Regions from separate parts of the Mus musculus genome. Here region 1 is linked to region 2. A link is a loop called in an ENCODE intact Hi-C map of the cell type or tissue named here. Cell type or tissue: gastrocnemius. All regions are shown on one strand. Links, peaks and the distances in the headings refer to the core of each region. The heading gives the core; the rest is flanking DNA. Region 1 overlaps Kcnc1 (potassium voltage gated channel, Shaw-related subfamily, member 1). Region 2 overlaps Sergef (secretion regulating guanine nucleotide exchange factor).

Region 1 (8,327 bases), core at 200-8,199, 160 kb after region 2:
GCACCCCCCATTGTATGATTGCAGGTGTTTGGCCAGGCCCTGGAGTAAGTGTTGCCCTAGCATGTAGCAGCTGTCACCATGCCTACTGCTCACACCCACCCTCCCTTTCTGAGCACAGGTATCTATCTTCCCTTGACCCATCTTCCACCCTTGATTATGAAGTCATCGAGCATAACCTTGGTTGGTGTGCTGACTAGTTTTATGTCAACTTGACACAAGCTAAAGTCAGCTGAGAGAAGGGACCCTCAATTGAGAAAAATGCCTCCATAGACTGGACTGCAGGCAAGCCTGTAGGGCATATTTCTTAATCAGTGATTGATGAGAAAGACCCAGCCCACGGTGGGTGGTGCTATCCCTGGGATGGTAGCCCTGGGTTCTATAAGAAAGCAGGCTGAGCAAGCCAAGTGGGGCAAGCCAGTAAGCAGCACCCTTCCATGGCCTCTGCATCAACTCCTGCCTCCAAGTTCCTGCTCTCTCCTGTCTTCCTTCAATGATATGGAAGTGTAAGCTGAATAAACCCTTTCCTCCCCAACTTGCTTTTGATCATGGTGTTTTTGCAGCAGTAGAAACTCTGACTAAGCCGGGTAGCCTGGTGCCTAGCGAGTGAATCCAGGCCCGTAATAAGTCCTTTCACCATGCCCAGACATCATCTACTCTGGGTGAGGTGACTTGGTGGTCATTTGCAGTTAGCCATGGGAGATAGTCGGGACGAGTTAGAAGTGGGTGCTAAGTACAACCTCAGAGCTGCCTCCTGATTGGAGTCCAGAGGTGGGGCAGAGTAGAGGGCAGGCGGAGAGGCTGGTGGCCTTTTGGAAAAGTAGCCGAGGGGGTGCAAGCTTCACCCACAGGGCAGCAAGAGTGGGTGGGTGTGTCCAGCTGTGAATCAGGAGAGATCTGGAACAGAACAGAAAGTGACCCTTCTGTCACGGCCCTAGACACCATGAAAACAGCAGGAGGCAAAATCCTAAGAGCCCCGGATTCAGAATCCAGGACTTTAATATTTCCCCAATCAAGGACCAGCCCCAGAAATTCATTAGCTAAAAAACAGCCCAATGCGAACTCTGGAGCTTACGATCTTGAGTTAACGTTTCACCAGGCTGTGCGGCTTTGGGCTAGTTGCCCCTTTGCACTTCATTGTCTTGGCTGTAATACGGGGTGATTAGACTGTCCCAAGCTGGCATTGGGCAATGTGTGTAAGATGCACCCTACACAGTAAATCCCCGATGTAGGTTAGTTCCCCCTCTCTAGCTGTGGTGCTTCTACAAACCTATCTTCCAGATGGCTTTGTGTTATTCAGTAAACGCTCATCTTCCTAGGAGATTCTTGGCTTCTGTCAACACCGACCTCAGAGAACAGCCCGGGCTGTTTCCCTTCTGTATCCTGAACTCAGAAGAGGATAGTGGTTAACCACCCTCAGTTAGGTGAAGCCTGGGTACCAGGAAGTGGAGGCAAGTTGTCAGGGAGGTGAGAGATGAAATAGATCAATCTCTGCTACCCACCTTCAATGCCCCACCCACCCATAGGATCACAGACTTCAGGGAGGTGACAGGGAGACTGAAGCCATAGAGAGAGCTGACACCTTTGTGCTGGTGGCCTAGAGCAGCATGCTGCCTGCTCTGACCTCATCTTAAAATGCTCAGAGGTTGGCGGTGTAGCCTTTGGGGACTCTTTCCACCGAACATTCTGAAATCACTAATGGATTCGGAAGGGCCAGAGCCTCCATTCTACCCCTCACCCAAACCTGAAAATGAAGATTCCCAGAACCGACTCCACCCTTTCCCAGGTGTGTCAGGCTGAGAGGAGTAGTCAATGAGGTTGTCTCTAGACAAGGCCTGGGAGCTGGCCAGGGCACCCAGACCTGACCGTCAGACCCAGCAATAGTCCCAGCAGGGAAGTGCCCGTGGCTGTACAGGGCAATGAGATGCTCTGACATGGCTTCCTGCAGAGAACCACCAAGATGAGTCACACAACCATAGCAGATGAGCCCCACAGAGCATGTGCCAGACGTTGTGTCAGGGCTTCATCCACCTCTGAAGAGATGCTTCCTTCCCTTGACCCGACGGGATCTGTAGCCCTAACCTGCAAGGGGCAGCATCCACAGAGCCCAGCAGCACCGCAGCTCAGAGGACTACCGTAGTAGCCACACCCACTTAGCAGAACAGAATGGAGAAACAGCCTGGAGGCAATAAAAAGTCAAAGCACTCCTTCAGATCAAAAGTCAGCTCTTTATTTCCAGGGCCAGGGCCTGGGAAGGGGAGGTTGCTGTCTTTCCAGGAAATGTCGCACTGAGAGCTCGAGATGTTGCTATTTTTTTCAACTCAAGCATGTGTTTTTCAAAAATATCATCTTTACACACACACACACACACACACACACACACACACACACACACACTAATTTTAGAATCAGACCAAAGCCAAGCTACTGTCCTCTGTTTCTGTTGGGAAAATACTATATTTATTCGAGATGCAGAAGCGGGTCTCTGCAAACCTCCAATCGCTTCAGAAAAACAAATCTGCTTTCGACTAGACAGAAACCATGTTACAAAATTTATTTCATGCTCGAATCTCTTTGCATAACATTGGGCATGCAGTTTTTTTTCTTTATTTTATTTTCTTTATTTATTTTTTTACTCTGAAGTACTAAATTGCATACAGTGCCAGTTCTCGCCTTGATGAAGGTGGAGGGGAGGCCACCCCTCTGGTGGCCCTGGACTGCAGGGACTCTACATCCTGGCTTTAGAATGACACTGGAAAATCCATATGGTGTAACTATGAACAATTTGTTATGAAACTTGGTCACATTGGAGCTACACACCAAGATGAGAGAATCAACCTAAACTAGCCGCTGTCCGGGTCTTGGGGAGAGGCCCGTTGGGTCACAAGCATGCCAGACAGAGGTGGAAGAGGGTGGCAGTGTGAATTTCCACAATCCTATTCAGAGCAGAGTTCTTGGTTTTCCACGTGAGTGGTGGGCAATGAAGGTGAGGTCAATGTGACCGATGACTGACTGCCGTTTTGGAACCTTTCCTCTAGGTCTTGTGTACAAAAAGCAATCCGCTCTACAGCCCCATCCTTGTTCCCTGACCCCCCCCCCCGCCCCACCCCCACTCCCAGAAATGTACAGGTTTCTACCGAGCACCGGTACAGTTTGACTCCAGACACCATGTGTCAAAGAGTGCTGAAAGAAAATAAGGGACTCTTGCTTTTCTCTCCATTGTTGGTGATGGTTAGGGTGGTCATACAGTCACAGCAGGGGCTGGTGGGCTTGGTTTAGCTGCGTTTTTCTGTTTAACTTCATGCAAGTCATGCTAAGGCTCCCCTTGACCCCCCCTCCCCAAATAAAAGGTAACTTCTAAAAAAAGAAAAAAATGAAAAGAAAGAAGGGCGAATCCTCTACGGTCAGTTACCATGGGCCGTAGAAAAAGCTACGTCCGTCTTAGTACAATGCCTGGGCCACTCGGACTCGTCCGGCAAACCTGCATGGCGTGAATTTACTCTGTCCGAGGGTGAGGAGGGGCTGCAGGTCCACCCAGATGCTTAATAGCCACCAGTGTCCTCGGCCAAGCCGCCTGGTCAAGTCACTCTCACAGCCTCTGTCGGCATATACTTAGCAATGACAGGGCTTTCTTTGCAAAGATCTGTATGTAGAGAATACAATTAACACTTGAGCTCCTCTTCTCGCCGTCCCCTCCCGCTCGCTCGCTCGCTCGCTCTCGCTCGCTCCGCACTTAGTTGTTAAGGAAGGAAGAGGAAAGGCTGAACAGCCGCATGCAGAGGCAGGCAGGTTCTTCTCCAGCTGGCTTGTTTCCCATGCAGCGGACCAGCCTAGCAGCCTCTTTCTCTTCCCTCTTGGGGGGGACAGGTGAAGTCCCTACTTCTGCTCTGCACCTGCAGACCTAAAGGGCTCCGAATCAGCCAGAGCAAAGCAAGTTCTTGTTGCTATCAGGAGCCGTGAGAGCCGGGCTGGATGGACACGGATGGGGCCTTCACCCTTGGTGCCTCCCAAAGAGTCCAGCACCCAAACCCGGGTGGGTTCTGAGACTAGGGGTCACCTATGGATGGGGCTTGTACTCCCTAGAACTACTAGGAAATGGGGTGCTTCTGTCCCACATCCCTCGACTTCTGGAAGCATAGTAGAGCACACATACTCTGCCCTCTTAGGCCACACCGACTGATCCAGGATTCAAGACAAGGGGGTCAGGCAGCCTATGGGGCCTTGCTGGGCAGGGCGCAGCCATGAAGATCGCTTCCCCCTATTCTTCAGGGTGGACCCCTGCTCCTGGGCATTCTACAGGCTTTACCAGGGAATAAGCCAGTTGCAAAGAGAGCAGCAGCCCCATCCACGCCACGGATGGGGCTCCCCGCAAGGCTGGTAGCCCTCTGCCATGCAGCACCATGCAGGAGCGGCACACCGCACTGAGGTCCAGGGGACCTCAGGCAGGGCAAACAAGCAGAGACCAGCCTGAATCAGATCGGCATAACTAAGCAGTCGCGCGCAACCCAAAAGACTGTCCCTCGTCTTAGTGGAGGCTACCTCCCCTCTTCTAGACCTGCCTTGGATTCTTGAAGTCTAATGTTTCCCTTGGGTCTGATTTAACCATTCCTGACACTAGGGTAGTTGACAAAGGCCAGCTGGGACTCTCAATAGTGTGACTCCCCTCTGGCCCACCCTTCTCCCTGTCATGTGTCTGTGTGAGGTGCACAGGAACATGCATGAACCTCCCAGCTAGTCTGCTGCTCTGAGGAAGGCCCAGGCCAGTGCCTGCAGCCCTATGTGGAAGGTTCTGAACGCTTCCCCAGGCAGCCCATGCTAGACCTCTCCAGATCCTGACTGCAAGAACACCGCTAGTCACAGCCTTCACTGGCCACAAGGAGGCACTGACTACCTCTGGGGCAGTAATAATGTGCTTTGTCCATGGAATGAGCTATACAAGTCCTGTTGGCACACCTCGTCTTGGCCAAGTTCTCTGTCTGCCACTCCCAGGATTCTGACTGGCACACCGCTTTACCTCTTCAAGGATAGTGGCCTTGTCTCCCAGCTCTAAAGCCACCGTTCTGTGAAGCCTCCCTTTCCACTGGCCTGCAGTTTTTCTTTAAAGGATACTTCTTCCATAGCCGAACCTTAGACTAAACTTCACAGGATGGTGGCCAAGCCAGTAATCCTCCACAACTAGAGGCTAGGAGAGAACACTTTACCTTTTGGACATGGTCTGCCCCACTGGAGAAATCTGAAGGAGCTGAGACTCCACCCTGCCTCCTTGAGTACCCCTTGGCTTGGGATTACAGACCGTGGCCATCAACCCTGGACAAGCCCCTTTCTACCATTGAGCTGAATACCAACCTACAGCTGCCTGGGCCTTGGCTTCTCTCTGCCAGCTTGCTTCCATCCCCCTTGGAGAAAGAACTCTGACTTCTAGAGGCGAATCTCCAGGGGAATCCCCCATTACCCCCTCAATGTGCCTACCTACCCCTCAGCACCCCTTGCCCGCCGCCCTGCCCACCCATCTGCAGGAGCGCAAGGCGGGCCCGGCCAATGCAGAGAGCTCCAAGTTCCTCTACATACCCTTTCTCATTCCTCCACCAGGTGGGCACGCGTACTCCCCGGTTGATAAGAGGAAGCAGGGTCCGTATCTCTCGCGGGTGCCCGAGCGGGTAAAGGGCAGGCCCTCATCGGGAGTGAGGGCCTGGTCTATGTGGGGGCAGTCTTCGTTCGCCAGCGCGGCCTTCGCCACCTCCCCATTCAGTTTGGAATCTTCAAACATATAAGCAGAAGCTATTGAGACACCGAAAACTGTTTAGTGAGAGGGGGTGACAGGCCGAAGGTGGGGCAGTCGACAAAGGACTTCTTGTTCCTGAGGATAGAAAAGTGGGTGCTCCATGGAAGGGGGGTGCAAGGCTGGGGTGGGCTGCTGACGATGCAGGAGGGAGAGAGAGAGAAGAGACTCCTAGGTTTGCTCAAAGTTTGCAAAAAGATGAATTGGTGATGGGCCTGGCGTGTGGTGCTGGGGTCAGGCACAGGGCCCAAGGCAGCGTTGATGAGACAGAATGATATGATGTATTCATGGGGAGGGGGGTCAGACACACAGCTCAGGGAGAAGACAGACAGACAGACACTCAGAAAGGCAGCCTTTCAGACCCCTCTGCTTCTAACCAGCACCAGGATGCTTCCCAGCAACATCCAGGCCCAGGCCCAGCTAGACCCCACCTGGTCCCCTCCACTCCGGCCATGCGGCTTCTGAGTTTATCCTTTGGTTCCTGGTCTATCCATCCCCCAAGTCTGACCACTCAGCTTGCTCCTCCCACCACTCCATGTAGGACCCAACTTGACCATTCAGATGCCTCTGGCTTCTCTGCCCTCAGAAGGACCAAATCCGGCGCCTCTCTAACTTTATCCCAGACAGACTAGGCTCCTCACACCTTCTCTCCTGTCCCCAAAGGGAAATGGTCTAGTCCCTCAGATTTGCCATCCCTCCTACAGACCAGCCTGGTCATGCATTCTAGACTGTCCCCCATCAAATCCTATTTTACCAAGCTAAGTTTCAGAAAGACTAGACTGGCCACACCTCTGTTCTGTCCTTACAGGAACCCGATCTGAGACTGTACTCTGAGATTGGGCTTCATTTCACAGCCCTCTGAAACTCTGTCCTATACACACACAAGAGGACCACACCTATACCCTCTCTACAGAGACCCAATCATGTCCCTTTCATTTCACGTTCCCTGCACAGAGTAGGCCTGGTCATATATTTCCCTGCCGTCTGATTGCTCTATCCTATCATTCATGCAGATTAGCTTCCCGTGTCACCCCACAGACCCTATGACATCATCCCATCTGCTCTGTCCCCATGCAGACCTACACTGCTGCTCACACACATATCAAGCAGTCCCTCCACAGACCACTCCAGGAGACCTGGTCAGCTCGCACAACAACGATATATGCATATGCATGAGGCTGTGATCATTGGACAGGGATGTGGGAGGGGCTCACATTCCTGTCCTTTCTACCAGTGTGGCTGGCCAAGCAGAGCAAATGGATGTGCGGGAGACGACAGACGCTGGTGGCCTCGGGTGGGTGGATGGGATTTTGGGGCTTAGCTTCTGCAGTGGCTTAAGAAGGAGCCTGGAAGGAGGTCTCAGGGCGACATGTATGGTGGAAGGGGGCAAAATGTGGCCACAGCCAAGCACCCTGGCCCTCCTAACTCAAGAGCAAAGGTTTAGAGGCCTTTAGCACCTGGCAATGGTGGCTCTGACTGAGCTTTGTCCCCCATCTCTGTCCTTCTTGGGGACACTGCTAGTGTAAAGCCCAGTCAAGCACTGCACCTATGGGAGAAGCCTCGTGGGAGAGCCCTTTGGTGAGGGAAGAAACCAACCTGGGGAATGCATTAGGGGAGGCTCTCAGAAAGAAAGCTCCCTTTGACCCTCTCCCGTGATCCTGTTCACATCATATAACTACACACAGGAGTGATCCTTCCCTGTGCGCGCACACATGGCACGCACGTGAGTGGGACCACCACCCGTGGACAGCGTGGCACTACAAAGAGGCAGTCAGTCAAAAGAGAAATGGACCAATCAGGTTTATTCATAAAGCAAATCCAAAAAAAAAATTTCCCATCATAATTTTGGAACTTAAAAAAGTCTGTCGTACAAGACGGCAAGGCATTTCACGTACAGTGCATTCCTTGAAGATCCCAGGGCCTTCGATCCTGATTGACTCGGAACCAGAAAGGCCAGCTATTAGGGAAACTCTGGCACCATGTGACAAGCTGGGGGCTGCCTAGCATATAGGGTGTGTCTGTGGGACACCTATGTGCCCACAGACCTGCATATTCTCCCTTACGTTCCATTTGGCTCTTGTCTCCCTCATGGAGGGTCTGCAGGCTGGGAGGAGGATGCTGGGGAGATGAGAAAGTGGTATGGTGGGGAAGGGGGGGCCGGAAGCTGGGGTCCACATGCCTTGCATGGGGAAGAATGGAGGCTTCCAAGTGCATCTTCTCCAGCTGGCAAAGATGCTCTTGTGTAGATGTCCATAGCCTGCTCTTCTTGTCCAGAGAAGGATCAGATAGTGACTGCTCTTTCCTGTCTCTGCCTCAACAGAGACAGTACAGCCTGAGACCACCCCCTCCTCTGGCTCCGAGTCTCTGTCTACGCGACCCCTGCCCCTGGGGCTCCCACCTTAAACTGGAAAGAGTTTGAAAGTGGGGCAGTCCCTCTTGGGAGGTCCAGGGACAAGGGACAGCCATCTGGGATCTAGGAGGACAGGGTGATGGGCAGTTTCCAGGGTATCCCTGGAACCTGCTTTTTCTTTCTGCCTCAACCTTGAGAAAG
Region 2 (8,327 bases), core at 21-8,020:
TGCTGAAACTTTTGCTGGCAGACCACCAGCTCCTTTCTGCATGCCCAGGCATGCCTGGGGGCTGCTCCCAGGCTGCTGTCTCCCTCCCGGCTCCAGCCTTCAGCTGTGGCACCGTGTGTCCCTGTCATTAGCAGAGACAATGGCCTCCCTGGCAGCTGGGCACAGTTCTTGGCCTTTTTTCTTTTCTTTTCTCTCACTTTTTTTTTTAAACTTCAGAGATGGAAACTGCTGATAAAGTATTTCTAATGAACAAAAACTGATGGTGATACCCAGGGCTGGGAACATGCCTAGGTATGAAGAGGAGATCTTGGAAAGGACTAAGGGGAGAGTGTGTATCTTTCCATTGCGCAGTCTATGAAGCCCCCAAGTAGTCATTTCTAGGAGGTGGGCAGTAAGGGGTAAGCGTGGATCTCATCGCCCTGCTTCCCCTGCCGAGGAACCCAGGAATCTCCTGGGGAATGTGCCAAGGGAGGTCGTGGGATTGTGGAGAGACCCAGCTGTAGTTCTCTGAAGACTCAGGGAGTTCGGGTCCTTCTCTTAGATTTGCCCTGTTTGACCTTGGGAACACTAGTGTCTTTCCTTTCTGGCATGATTGGGTAGGAAGGGCTTTGAGGTCCTGTTTTTTGGTTGATGATTATTTGTGAGGCTGGCCTAAGGGTAAAGAGCTTTGGGCATTGCACCCAGGAGCCCCCGAGACTCACAAGTTCATTGCTCTTTCTCCAGATGAGCAGGGCTCTGTTCTCAGTGTGGAATCAGTAAACGTGGACTCCCTTCCTGTTCTCCAAAGCCTTCTTCCGGTCTGTCTTCCTCGTGAGTGGGGAGTCCACTGGGAAGTAATAGACTAGAGTCCTGGTTCTGGCTCTGCCAGAGCAGCCTGTGTCCTTGGTGGATCCCCCGCTTTCTTAGCCCCAGTTTCATTTTCTCTAAAGTCCAGTGCTGAGCCTCCTTTCTTGCCTGATCACACTGCATGCGCCCCTCCCCCAGCCCGAGCCTCTTACCAGCTTTGTTGAGGGTGTGATTCTTAGCTGCAGAAGCCCTGAGGGTATAGTTTCCTTTCATGTTGGGAGGGAGAGAAGCAAGATTTTTTTTTTTTTAATTACACAGCTAAGATTAGGCAGCAATCTACATTTTAAAGTGTTATTAATAAGAATCTAAAAGTGTTGGAAGAAGCTGTGGTGTTTGAATGTGGAATGAGTTGGGAAACATCAGCAGAGGCACTGGCCTCAATCAGGGCAATTTCTTAGGGTGCTAAGTGGCTTCCAGGTGTGACCACCAGGCTCATGGACTGTTGGACCCTCTACCCTTGAACCCCAAGGGTCGGCAAGCCCAAGGACCCAGAAAAGACATCATTAAGCCTGATGACCTGAGTTCTTCGGAGCAGGGCTCGTGGCCTTTTGGCTTCAGAGAATAATAATCACAATGTCTCTAACACATGTACTGTGTTTGGACTTTGCTAAGTGCGTTAGTGTTTATTGCTGCCTTTTATCATGGGCCTGAGGGGTAAACCAGTGCTTCTGTGTGGGTTGGCCAAGGCTTTCAAGTTTAGGGTTCTTCCTTAAAGAGAGGTGGCATTTGAACACCGTAGAACGTATACATGTATCAGATCTCATGTGATACCTACAAACATTCACGGTTTTTATGTCAGCCAGGCAAGCAGGTTTTAAAGAACTGAGGAGGAAGAATGGCGGGGGAGGGAGGGAGGGAGGGAGGGCAGAAAATGGGGTGTGCCGTAGAGAAGCTCATGCATGTGGCTAGAAGTTGGGGCTGGCCTGGGTTTTCTCATGCTGCCCGTTCTCTGTTCCCACTTTATGTCTGAGAGGTTCATTAAACAATTCCCCATATGTATGTTTTGTGGGCTTAACGGTCTCTCTCCCTTTGGAATGGGAGCTTCATGTGTTCAGAGCAGCACTTGGGACAGAGTAAGTGTTTATTCTGTGTCAGTGTTCGGGGGCCACAGCCCGTCATAGTGGGGGACAACATAGTGGCTGGGTCTGTACTGTGGGAAGCTTTCAGCGCAGTTACATCTCTGTGGACCGGGAAGCAGAGAGATCTGCCCAAGAGTTATACCTTCGGGCAGTGCTATACCCTCAAAGCCCCCAAAGCCGACGGCACAGTGACCTGGGTCCTTCAGCTCAGTCCACAGTCTCCCAAGACACCCAAAGACTAAGTGTTTGAATACATGAGTCTTGGGGACACTGCACATTCAAACCAGACCACTAAATGAGTTAGGACTAGGGTTTACTCCATGGCCTTCCACGGGTTTGAAGGTTTGCTCTCTCTTGTTTTCGTTTGGGACCGTATGTGTTGCAGTTGGGCCTGCAGCGCAGTCTGGTCCATCACGCCTGCTACTAAAGCCAGTGGTGAAAACGAAATTAGCGTTCTGTAGTGCCTGTGTGTTGTGGGACTCTGAGCTCTATCATGTGGGCTAAGAATGAAGATTACTCCATAGCCTGGTGTTCTCTGTGCCTCTAGCCCAGGTAAGTGCCTTGGGGACCCTAAATAACCCGAGGAAGAGGCCGTATGCCTAAACGAACAGTGAATCTGGGGTCAGACCGGCCTGCATGTCCTCTGAGGACAGTGACTAAGAAAGCTGCCTTTGCTGCCAGGTGACTGAGACCCATCCTCTTGTTGCTAAGACAGGTGCTGGCTCGGAGTCTAGGATCAAACCTCTCCCTGGGTTTTTTTTTTTTATCTTCTTATCTCAAATTTGAGGGTCAGTCTACTCACTGGGTGCTTCTGTGGATTACGTGTGGCAGTCTGTATGGCCAGGAGTGAGTGCCTTCAGAATTTTTGCTTTGATATTACTGATGCTGTCCCACTTGTTAGCTGTGTGATTTCGAGTAGGTCATTTAACCCATGTGACTTGTTTGTCTGTAAAGTGGGAGTCACACGGATCAGTGTCACCAACACAGAGCCCCAGTGTCAGTGCCCCAGCTATCCTAGGCTGCTGTGTAGCCTAGAATGGCTTTGAAGACTGCCCGTTTTGCCTTCAGCTCTCTTGTGCTGGTATTTTATATTGGGGTTACAGGCATGCCCTGTTTTTATGTGTTGAAGGTATCAAACCCAGGGCTGCATGCATGCTAGGCAAATACTCTGCCAACAGCTGGGTCCCCAGACCGAGAGTCAGTCTATTCGGGATAACTAAATTCTTCCCAGCTGCTCTTCGTAGGGTTCCCTTTCCTTTGTAGTTGAGAAGACCACAAATGAAAGTTGTCTTCTTATATTAACCCTTCTTATGTGATAATTGTTCCTAATGTGACTTTGGGAACGTGGGAAATTTTGCTAAAATTAGGATTTATCATTAACTCTCAATTTTTATTTGGATTATAAATTATAAAGTTGGCCTTTGAGATTAGAGAGAATGTCTCATTTTATGACACTGATTGATCAGCCTGAAGAATCTCAAGGTGTCAGTAAAGGTAAATGGCATGCGACTCATTTGACCTTGGGAATTTTTAAGCCACCATTATTGAAGTTTTATAAGTTTTATACCTGCATGTGTCTGAGACGTCTGTTTGAGCCCTCTCATTTTATGGGTGGTAAAGCCAGGCTTTAGAAGAGAACGGGCCTTTTGGAGGGCAGGCAGCCCAGGGTCAGGATGCAGGTCTCACGTGTCATAGACCAAAGCTTCCTCCCCTCTGCTCCTCTCCTTCCCCTCCCTTCTATTCCCTCCCCTTCCTCCTCCCTCTCTCCTTTGCCCTCCTCCACTCCTTCCCCCCCTTCTATTCCCTCCCCTTCCTCCTCCCTCTCTCCTTTGCCCTCCTCCACTCCTTCCCCTCCTTTCTCTCCTCTCTTTGCTCCAGCTCACCTCGCTTTACAGCTCCTCCCCATCAGCCTCCTTCAGCCTCTGTTTTCCCAGCTTTAGTTGATGGGTACCATTGGCTTCTTATGTACCGCTCACTATGTAGAATCTCAAAGGAGGAGGAGGAGAGAAGGAAGGAAGGAAGGAAGGAAGGAAGGAAGGAAGGAAGGAAGGAGAGAGAGAGAGAGAGAGAGAGAGAGAGAGAGAGAGAGAGAGATCTGAAATCTTATGATGGAGCCTCGTGTGTTCCTCTTCATGATGTTAGTGGCTTTGACTCTGAAACCGTGCTTGAGGGGTGGGGCGGGCTGAGAAGTTTTGATGAGTTGCTGGCAGCTGTGGGTATAACCATGGGCACCCTCGATCAGGCTATGTCACTCAGTTTGGGAGGATAATAGTGACAGTGGCTCACATTGCCGTATTACCACTGCCTTCGTCATTGTTGTGATTCATTTGTTGTTCTATTGCTGTGGAGAGACACCATGGCCAGGGCACTTGTGATAAGAGAAAGCATTTAACTGGGGGGGGGCTTGTTTACAGTTTTGGAGGTTTAGTCCATTATCATTACAGCGGGGAGCATGGTGGCAGGCAAGTGCTGGAGCAGTCATTGAGAGCTACAGGCAGAGAGAGAAAGAGAGAGAGAGAGAGAGAGAGAGAGAGAGAGAGAGAGAGAGAAAGAGACAGAGAGACACACAAGAGAGACAGAGAGACACACACACAGAGACAGAGAGACAGACAGACACACAGTCAGACAGACAGACAGACTGACTCTAGGCTTGGCATGGTCTTTTGAAACCTCAAAGCTGTACCCTCCCCCCACTGTCCATTGCTACCCCAAGTAACACACTTCCTCCAAAAAGGCCACACCTCTTAATCCTTCTAATTCTTTCATAAAGTTCCACTCCCTGGTGACTATGAAATTTAAGTATATGAGGGGGGCATTCTCATCCAAACCACCACGACCACCATGGGCTGCCAGGGTGGGGGTGATGCTGTCTTTACCATTCTGCAGATGGGATAATAAGTTAGGCACACAGATTGTTGGACCAGTGGTTGACAAAGCCCTGTGGGGTGAAGGAGAGATGAATGGAGAGATGGATAGATTCCCTTAGGAAACAAGTATTTCTTGAATCCCAACCTTGTAGCCCATTCCTATTATGTTTGGCTTTCTGGAGGAGACAGACATTAACCTAGCAGCTCCTCTAAGGCACATGCACTTCTCTGCTGACATAAATGCTCTCAATGCTCTGAGGAGTTTCTCTAGGTTGCTGCCCAGACACATCTGGTCTGGGTTAAGGCATGAAGGGAAACAGGAGTTGACTAGGTGAATGCAGTTTAGCTAGACCTTGGGGGAGAGGATGGCACAGAGGATGGAGGCCTATGAAAACATCAGGGCGCATGGGATGGAAGCTGCTTAGCTTGCTTGCTCGCTCCCCTTTGCCTAACCCAGGGGATGATGCTAGATGAGTCTTAGGTGATGTCTTACCGTTTTTTTTTTTTTTTTTTTTTTTTTTTTTTTTTTTTTTTGCTTTGATAAAATATCATTACAAAAGCTACTCAGGGGAGAAAGGGTTTGTTTTAGCTCACAGTTCAAGTTACAGACCATCATGGGGAAGTCAAGGCAACAGGCACTTGAAGCAGCTAGTCACATGACACAGAAAAGGTGGGCAAATGTTCAGCTTGTCATCATCTCCATTTGATGTAGCCCAGGGAAAAGTCCTGCTTACAGAAGAGCAGAAGGCCACCCTTACCTTCCAAGGGCTCAGCCTGAACTCACTCAAAGTCACTAGAAAACAGCTGATTACACTCAGAGCATCACAGAGAGGCAGTGACTTTTTTTGTGGGCTCATTCTAGAAGGGCTCATGGCTTCCTGGGTATTTGAGTTGAGAGGGCTGAAGAGAGAGGTTGGGAGGCCTGGTCTTTGCCTGAGCCGTGGGTTTCCGTTGGCTAATGTGGAGTTCTTATTATCAATGATGGTCCGTTCCCTTTTAAGATAGATTCTGTAAGGAAAATGTGACTGCTACTCTCACCCATCTCTCTCTGTCACTCCAGGACCCACTTCTCTGGAAGCAGTGCCTCTTTCTGAGGAGCTCGGTTGTATTGCAGTGCTTCTGGAAGCAGCTACAGACATTGAACAGTGTCCAGACAGTGCTGGGGTGGTGGGGGATGGGGCAGGGTGGGGTGGTGCCAACAGAGCTTTACCACCCCCACCTGTCTGCACAGGGCTTCCCATCCCTTTTTGTCTTTGTTTTAAGACTGGATCACAATGGGTAGCCATGGCTGGCCTAGAACTCACTATGTAGACCACACTGGCCTCAGAGTCATAGATCTGCCTGCTTCTGCCCTCCAAGTGCTGAGATTAAAAGGCATATACCACCCCATCTGGCCCCCTACCCTCCAGCTTTGTACCTGGTTATCTTTCTCCCTCTTCAGGCTATTTACCGTTTGGCAAAATGTTTGCAAAAGGTCCTGGGACAATTAACCAATAACAATATCATCCATCATGACCTTTATAGCCGAGACTCCTGTTCTCCCATCTTTGCACTTCTTCTATTTTTAATGCCCCCGCCCACCTAGGTATGAAATCTCAGTGTGGTGGTTTCTCTTTCTCCTTCACATCTAATGTAGGATCAAGCCCTGACAATTTTTCTCTCTTTCCTTATTTTTCTTCCTATGACTACAACCCCAATGAGGCCCTGGCTTATCTGTTTCTAGGGTAGTTTCTTTCTTCTCACTAACACATCTGAGGGTTGGGCCCAGTACCAGGTCCCATCAGTACCTCTCTCCCTCCCTCTCAGGACTGGGTGGAGGGCCAAACACTGCAGTCATCGTGCAGAGGCGAAGTGCTTAGCACAGTGCCCAGCGTGCTGTAGGTGCTGTGAAGTGACACTTCAGGACACAGGCAGTCCTTTGCCAGGGGGTTGCCACCCCAGGGATTCTTTTCAGGAGGCCCCATACCCGCTTAAGTCCTGTAGTCTGCCCAGGTCAAGTTGCAGTGGCCTTTACAGTAAACCTGAGGGTCAGGGTGCGATGTGAGTCTTACCACCTCTTTCTACTTTCCTTACATTCTTTTACATTTTCTAGTTTTTATCTCTCTATACACGCACATGTATATATGTATATGTATGCATTCTATACAGGGTCTCACACTAGAACTCCTTAGGTTGCCCACCAAAGCTTGCCTGGACTTTAAACCAATCCTCCTGGCTGCAATTACAGCTATCAGCCACTGTCCTGGGCTTATCTTGTATATTTTAAAATAAGGACACATAGCCAGAATTTATAAATGTAGAGAACAGTGTATATTTTAATAATGTAACTGAAAGTACATGTATTAGCTCGAAAACCTTATCACAGAAAGCAACTGAATTTAGGAACCAGGTGAGAGCCAGGCCCTTCACCTGGCCTTTTCCTGTGCCAGGTGAGCCTGGCTGTCCTGAAGCCCAGACTGCCCCCTGGGACCCTCCTTCATAGTCCTGCTCCAGGTGGAGCCTGTGGGTCTCTCTCTTTCTTGCTCCTGTCACATCCTCCTCATTCCCTAGCTTGTTTCTTACCCACAAGTGCACCTTAGATGGCATTTGTCCCCTCACCAGAGGCATTCCCAGTTCCAGCTTGAATGGCACCCTCCCTGGATGCTCTCTGTGGTACTTAGTGCCCGCCCTGCCTCTGCTCTTTCTTATGTGCCAAGACTTCACTCAGTGCTGTGGTTCTGTATCTCTTCCATGTGGATTCTTACATGGCCATATTTTTAAACTAGGTCTCACTTGCTGACTTCATTTTGAGCTGTTTTGGCATTTCTCACTCATTTATCATTTATCTGTAGACACATACCTATACTTTTTAGATGACATTAATATGTCTATTTTTTAATCACAGTAATGTGCAATTCTTTACTCCACGGAAAAGGTTCATTTCCTAGCTCTGTGATCTGAATCTTCTTGTGCTTGACAGCTTAGGGGACATGTCTATCTGCTGTGCATTAATGAATTTTTTTTTTGAACATGGGTTATTTTCATTCACTCCAGGTGACATAAAGTCATGGTCTATGTGCTGAATGCAGCTAGAGTCCTGAGCTCTGTGTGGCCTTCTGCTGGGTCCTGCTGGGGAGTCACTGTGAGGCATACAGAGCAGGGCACTGCTTCCTCACATGTGGGGCCATCGTTGTAGAGACCATTAGACTCAGGGGCAGAAGACAGACATCTTTTTAAAAAGACTTTAGAGTGGTGTGTGTGTGTGTGTGTGTGTGTGTGTGTGCGCGCGCGCGCGTGCATGTGTTATATGGTGCAAGTTCCTCTGGAGGTCAGAAGAGAGCATTAGAGCCTTTGGATCTGGATTTACAGGTGGTTGTGAATGCTAGCCTGATGTGGAACCAAGTACTTGTAACCACTGAGCTGTCTTTTCCAGCCCCATGGGTTTAAACCTTGGTCCTATCACCTGCTGCTTGAATTTGATCTCAAGTCGTTTCATTATCTTAGTAATCTATGTCTCTGCCGTGAGGCTCCACTGGGATAGAGTCTTAGGACAGAG

Evidence for each region. Hi-C counts contacts between places; a loop is a spot of excess contacts. Peaks named below come from ENCODE experiments on the same cell type or tissue, not always from the same donor. Only the 100,000 strongest peaks of a DNase experiment are listed, where the experiment ranks them.
Region 1: a loop joins it to region 2, with 2.2 times the contacts of the local background. A loop is called at or near these places in 3 of 42 quality-filtered maps.

What each region holds. Positions count from the first base shown.
Region 1 is chr7:46,432,585-46,440,911 of GRCm38, reverse strand. It overlaps Kcnc1 (potassium voltage gated channel, Shaw-related subfamily, member 1), which reads right to left. Exons shown (of 4, transcript NM_001112739.2): 3 at 5,566-5,754; 4 at 2,208-3,640. The coding sequence ends at 3,576. Among named protein-coding and RNA genes, the nearest start is that of Kcnc1, 40 kb to the right of the region's middle. In gastrocnemius, for the core only: a CTCF peak has its summit at 4,876 (motif pointing right); a DNase peak (open chromatin) is centred at 6,938.
Region 2 is chr7:46,593,941-46,602,267 of GRCm38, reverse strand. The region is part of intron 8 of Sergef (secretion regulating guanine nucleotide exchange factor); the gene reads left to right. Among named protein-coding and RNA genes, the nearest start is that of Sergef, 42 kb to the left of the region's middle. In gastrocnemius, for the core only: no CTCF peak of the experiment used is centred there; a DNase peak (open chromatin) is centred at 38.